Regions from separate parts of the Mus musculus genome. Here region 2 is linked to region 1. Evidence: chromatin loops called from intact Hi-C (ENCODE). Cell type or tissue: gastrocnemius. All regions are shown on one strand. Each heading gives the region's core, and the rest is flanking DNA. Links, peaks and the distances in the headings are about the cores only.

Evidence for each region. Peaks named below come from ENCODE experiments on the same cell type or tissue, not always from the same donor. Only the 100,000 strongest peaks of a DNase experiment are listed, where the experiment ranks them.
Region 2: a loop joins it to region 1, with 2.4 times the contacts of the local background. A loop is called at or near these places in 2 of 42 quality-filtered maps.

Annotation. Positions count from the first base shown.
Region 1 is chr14:76,150,915-76,153,829 of GRCm38, reverse strand. n-TEttc6 (a tRNA gene) reads right to left here and starts at 1,056; the gene lies at 985-1,056. In gastrocnemius, for the core only: a CTCF peak has its summit at 1,595; DNase peaks (open chromatin) are centred at 1,109, 1,503, 2,135, 2,470 and 1 more place; H3K4me3 peaks cover 2,032 bases; H3K27ac peaks cover 2,025 bases.
Region 2 is chr14:76,216,261-76,219,175 of GRCm38, reverse strand. No RefSeq gene overlaps it. Among named protein-coding and RNA genes, the nearest start is that of Gm41214, 13 kb to the right of the region's middle. In gastrocnemius, for the core only: no CTCF peak of the experiment used is centred there; no DNase peak of the experiment used is centred there; H3K4me3 peaks cover 1,878 bases; H3K27ac peaks cover 2,041 bases.

The sequences.
Region 1 (2,915 bases), core at 178-2,677:
TTCTGAAAACCTATTTTTTCTTCCCTCTCTCAGACCTTTTCTTTTTCATTAATTTAATTATTTATTCACTTTGCCTCCCAATACCTGACCCACCCTCTCCTCCCAGTTCCCCTACTACAGCTCCCCCACCCGGCCCATTCCCCCATCCCCTTCTCCTCTGGGAATGGGGACGTCTCCCTGGGTTCCTCCCCTTCCCGCCCCCCTACCCCACATCAAGTCTCTGCGGGACTAGCGCATCCTTTCCCACGGAGGCCAGACAAGGCCGCCCACACACGGTCATGTTGCAGACAGGAGCTTAGCATAGCTGTCCACGGAGAGGCTCCACCCCCAGCCCATGGAAACAGATGCAGAAACCCACAGTCAAACATCAGATGCAGCCCCGGGAGTCTTGTGGAAGATTTAGGGGAAGGATCGAGGGCTCGGAAGGGGATGGGAACTCCACAGGAAGACCAACATAAAGTTAACTAGCGTGGATCCTTGGGCCTCGCAGAGACTGAACCACTAACCAAAGAGCTAGCATAGGCTAGACCTAGGCTCCTCACAAATATGTAGGAGATGTGCAGCTTGGTTGTTATGCGGGTCTTCCAGCAACAAGAGCGAGGGGCCGTCCCTGAATCTATTTCCTGTCTGTAGATCTCGTTTTCCTCTTTCCTTTTAACCCCAGTTAAGTGAGACGTCTGAATCTCGTTCAGACAGGTTCATGCAGCCTCCGAGTCTATAATCCCCCTAAATTGCACCCTTTCTGTCAAAGAGTTCGATTTCTTTGGTCGAGTCCAAATGCCAGGGGAGGGGTGTGCGATCTCTCGTTTTCTTTCTTCCCAGCCATCACTTTAGCCCTGTATGCCGTTTCTCTTAAGTCTCTTTCTGTGGCGTTGCGGCTCAGAGAATGGGATATAAACTCTAAAAACTCACTTCTCAAGTCAGGGCAGTGTGAATCCAGTGTCTTCTGTGAACCTAGTGTCTTTATTCTAAAAGATATTGGCGTTCCCACACCGGGAGTCGAACCCGGGCCGCCTGGGTGAAAACCAGGAATCCTAACCGCTAGACCATGTGGGAGACGACAAGTGTGTCACAGAGCTCAGACAAATTGAGTCTCTTCACTCCGCTCCTCCCATAATCTGCAGACTCCACCCATGACTGTAAACTTGGTTCTGCGCATGCGTGAACCACTTTCCCACACTGCGCTCTGCAGTTTTCTGGTCCCGATCTTTTGTGGCGCCATCGGATCCACAATGACAAAGCATCGGTTCTCCCCTGATGCTGCTGGTCTCCGTGGGACCAGAGCTCTGCATAGAAGCGGCTGTGGCACGCAGGCTACCTCTACTGCTGCAGTCACGCCAAGCCAGAAGGCTGGCTGCGGCTCTCACCCAGGTGCCCAGCCACCAATCCTCTTTAGGACGCCGGGAACCCGGTGGCCAGGAGGCCGCCTTCCTTCTCTGGCACTTCTCGGTGGATCGGAGCCGCGCACAGAGACGATGCTCAGTCACACAGTTCTTTCTGTTGATGTTGGATCCCCTTAAATCCTGCCTGCCTCCGGTCCTGACCCCGGGAACTTGGAAGAGCCTGGGGCTGGTCTTCTACGGCTTCCGAGTGACACCCAGAGGCAGGCGCGCAACAGTTCCGAAATAGAAAAAGTTGGCCGTGTTCGCCCTACAATGATAAAAAGATCCTTGGCTAGGAGAGCGCGGGATCTGAGCAGCCAACAAAGAGGCTAGCAGCTACAACCGCAATATCTACTATGCACAGGAGAAACCTCTTCCCGAAGTTCGCCCGTCCACCCACCGCCGGCAACTTCTATACTAGCTTTGATGTTTCCTTTTTTTTTTTTTTTTCCATGAGGTGTCATTTTGAGCGACACCTGTTTGGGAACGTCCAGAATACTCTCCAAAGCTAACCTTACCACCTATAGAGAGCCCTGCATCCTATTTCTGAATTTAGGGAGTGGATCAGGCAGAGATTTCATGTTTGGCTTCCAATTTTTAGTCTCAGGATAATAATTTTAGGTATATTATAAATAAATTTAGGTATATTACAGTTTCAAGGATCTAAATCACCAATGCTACCTATTCGTTGGGTGGCTGCCATCCATGGGATATAACCAAATACAAGTTTACTTTTTCTTTTAAAAAATAAAAACAAGAGTTTCCCTATATAGACTGAGCTAGCCCGTAGCTCATGCAAACCTGCCTCCGGAGTGCTGCGACCAACAGCGCGCATCACCTCGCCCTGCTGAAAGTTTACATTTTAAAAGTTTTCGTTATTATATATTTAAATGTACAGTGATGGGTTTCATTGTAACGTTTTCACACGTGCATAATGTATTTTGATCATATTCACCCCATACCCTCCTGACAAACCGGATCCTGCTGGTTCTCTTCCTCTGTTGAGGCTGTGTGTGTGTGTGTGTGTGTGTGTGTGTGTGTGTGTGTGTGTGTACCAACATACTTAGGGATAGTTACCTGAACACTGGGAAAAGGTTTACAGGTTCATGGGCACCTGGCCAGTGGCTATACCATTGAGGAAAATATCTTCCCCTCCCCCAGCAGCCATTAACCCAATATTTCCTCAGGAATGGGTGGAGACTCCTGAGTTCAGCAAAGCACCCCCTCCCTCAATCTTAACTGTAAATCACATGATAGAGGTACTCCACCCCCACCCCCACTCCCAATCCCTCCCGAACAAGTTTGCTTTTGTCTCACTACTTCCTAAAACTGAAACTCCCGGGGTTGTTTGTTTGTTTGTTTCTTTGTTTTAACCACTGGACAGTAACTACCAGAAACCTTCTAGGTTCTTTAAGTAAAAAGAACAGACAGCAATTCAATCGATTATAGACAAGTCTCTGACCTCTATCCCATTCTAGGTTTGGGAGTAATTGCTGGCTTCTGGTTCTCCATGTTTACTGTGGGCTTCTCTTC
Region 2 (2,915 bases), core at 203-2,702, 65 kb before region 1:
TGCACTAAAGTTACTACTGTTATTATTCCTATCTTACAGATGTAGAAACTGAGGCACGGGGTGTTTAAGTAATCTTCTTAAGAGTAAGTCATTTCCAGGTTAGTTCAAACTTTCTTTAGAGCCATCCTTCCCAGTAGAGTAGATGTTGGCCATACAGCGCTACCATGCCCTGAAGTTTGCTTCATCTCGATTAAGATGTGTGGTGTGTGTAAAATATAGATTTTGATGATTTGTATAGTGAAAAGAATGTAACAAATCACACTAATAATTTTTGAAATCGCATTATTTGTGTGTGTGTGTGTGTGTGTGTGTGTGTGTGTGTGTGTGTGTGTGTGTGTATACCTCAAATGAGTGTAAGTACTCACAGCGGCCAGAAGAGGGCATCAGGCCCCCTGAAATTAGAGTTATAGAAGTTTGTAAACCTCCCAGTGTGGGTTCTGGGAAACAAAGTAGGAACTTCCGGGAGAGGGGCAAGCACTCCTAACCACTGAGCCACCTCTCTGAAGTAGCACTGATTTTTTAAAATATTAATTATGGGCTAGTGAGATAGATCAGCAGGTAAAGGTATTTGTCTTGAAAGCCGGGTAGCTTGAGTTTAATACTGAAAGTCACAGTAGAAGGAGAAAGCCAGCACCTTAAAGTTGTCCTCTGACCCCACATACACTATAGCCCATGAACACACACATTCACACACACATCATACATATTAACACACATACAATATAATAAAATATTTTTACTTAAAAAGCTATTATTTGTTAAAATATCTGAGCTATATTATATAGGATGAAACATGGCATTAAAATTAATTTCACCTTAGGTTTTATGTGGCTCTTAGATAAATTAACATCTGTATGACCTGTACTAGTGGCTCAAATTGTGTCTATGGGGCCACATGTTGCCGACCTTGAATTTTTCACCATTTTGCCTTCCCTTCCAAGAGGAAGAGTCTATACTACTTGTGTTTCTGAGAAAGTGTTGCCTTTTTTGCCCTCCCTTATGTATGTGGGGAAATTGAGGTCTAAGATAGTAAAGAACAGAAGTCAAACATTAACCCAACGCAATCTCCAGACATGCTAAGAGAACAAGAGAGCACACACTCTCCTCCCAGTGTGACAGGTTGGACCTGCTTTTCTAGCTTGCTCTGAAGCCACCGAATTCAAGGTTAGCAGCCATGTGCGGTCCAGCATCTGATCATAGCCAAGGCTGTTCCTGCTTTCATTCTTGCTTTCCATTCGGGATGCATCGCAGCAGGCTGGGAAGGTGCCAGTTTGTGAAGCTTTTATCCTGGAACCATGGGTTATTTTTATAGGACCAATATAGTAGTCCTAATTAATGGCAATTGTTGGTTCCCTTTACCAAGGCACATGTACAATACGCTGACTGGGCCACTGGAGTTAAGAGTGTGTACAGCTATTGCAGAGGACCCGAGTTCTGTTGCCAGGACAGGCATTGACAACTGCCTGCGACTTCAGGTCTATAGAGAAGTTGATGCCTTCTTTTGATCTCCATGGGTACCATCCCCCCACCCTTGAACCCATACACAGACACTAACATGATTTCAAAGAATGAAATGATGACAAGGCACATTCCACTTCATTGCAAGGCACAAGGTCTCCTTAACAAAGCTAAGCTGTTCCACAGCTCTACCAGAGAAGACAAGGCTGCATTTTCTTATTTTCCCATGAAAGGACCCCAAACAGGAAATAGTTCCTGAAACAGGAGCTTTTCCACAGCTCTGACATAACAGAGCAGGACGTGACAATGAAAACCACAGTTCACCGAAACTCCTGCTGAGCTCCAGGAGCGCCCAGCCCCAACCCCAACCCCAACCCCAACCCCATCCTGTGCTGGGCATTTCCCATTACCGCTTACTTGCTCAATGCGCTTGCGCACAGGGCAGCGTCTCAGCTTCGTTGTTCCTCTATGACGTCTATACCCAGCCTTTATAACAGTCCAAGTTTTTGCACCTGTGCCCAGCCCCCAGCTTGACCTTTTCGAGTTCTTCCTCCAAGTTTTTCTTGTATTGATCTTTCTCTCTAAAACCTTCTAACTCTTTTCTGTCCCTTGAAAGCTTGCAAACGAAGGGGTTATGGCACTGAAAACCACACTGTGGAAGTGGTGAGGCTGGTTCTTCTCCGCAGCCCCTCCTTCACAAGGATTAAGTGTTCCTAGGTTATGTCCCAGTGATGGGCAGCTGTCCCCACACCCTTTAGGATCAGTTAATGACAGAGGGAACAGACCTCAGTCTAAATATAAGCTCAACTGTTCTCTCACCAGTTCCCGGCTCCTCTCATTGAATGTTACCTTTCTCCTTGTGTTAACTAGCTCTCCCATTCGCTGTGGCAAGGTGGAGGAGTACTGAAAACCCCGATGCTCAGATTCAGGTCCCTGCTCCTCCGCTGACTGTTTTTGGCTTTAAACTTGAGTCCAGTTGCTCCATGAAGTATTGACAGATCAGACTGGCTGACTCCTAAAAGCCCTTGCTGTCTATGACCCCTCTGGAAATTAGTTTTCACTTCTCAAAATGTTGATTTCCTGTGCCTCTGACTCGGTAGCTCTGTGGTGACCTGTGAGAAGCTGACTGGCCAGGTCCCCTTGCAAGGTATTTATGGTAATTGCATCCCACACTCCGGGGAAATGCCCGAGTTATATTATAGGTGCAACGGGGTTAACATAATCTTTTTGTTTAACAGAAAGGAAGTTAATCTGCAACGTTCATTTCTAGGAAACTTGAGTGTGAACTGAGTGGACATTCAGTTGTATAAGGAGCTCAGGAAATGGTTTATTTTCTGTTTTAGGGATTCCCACCTAAATAGAAGCACCCCATCTACCCTCCAGTGTACTTCCAGAATTGTTGGTCATCTCCAAAACATGTCTCCCTGTCTCCAGTTTTCTCTCCCCAGGGGCATTTA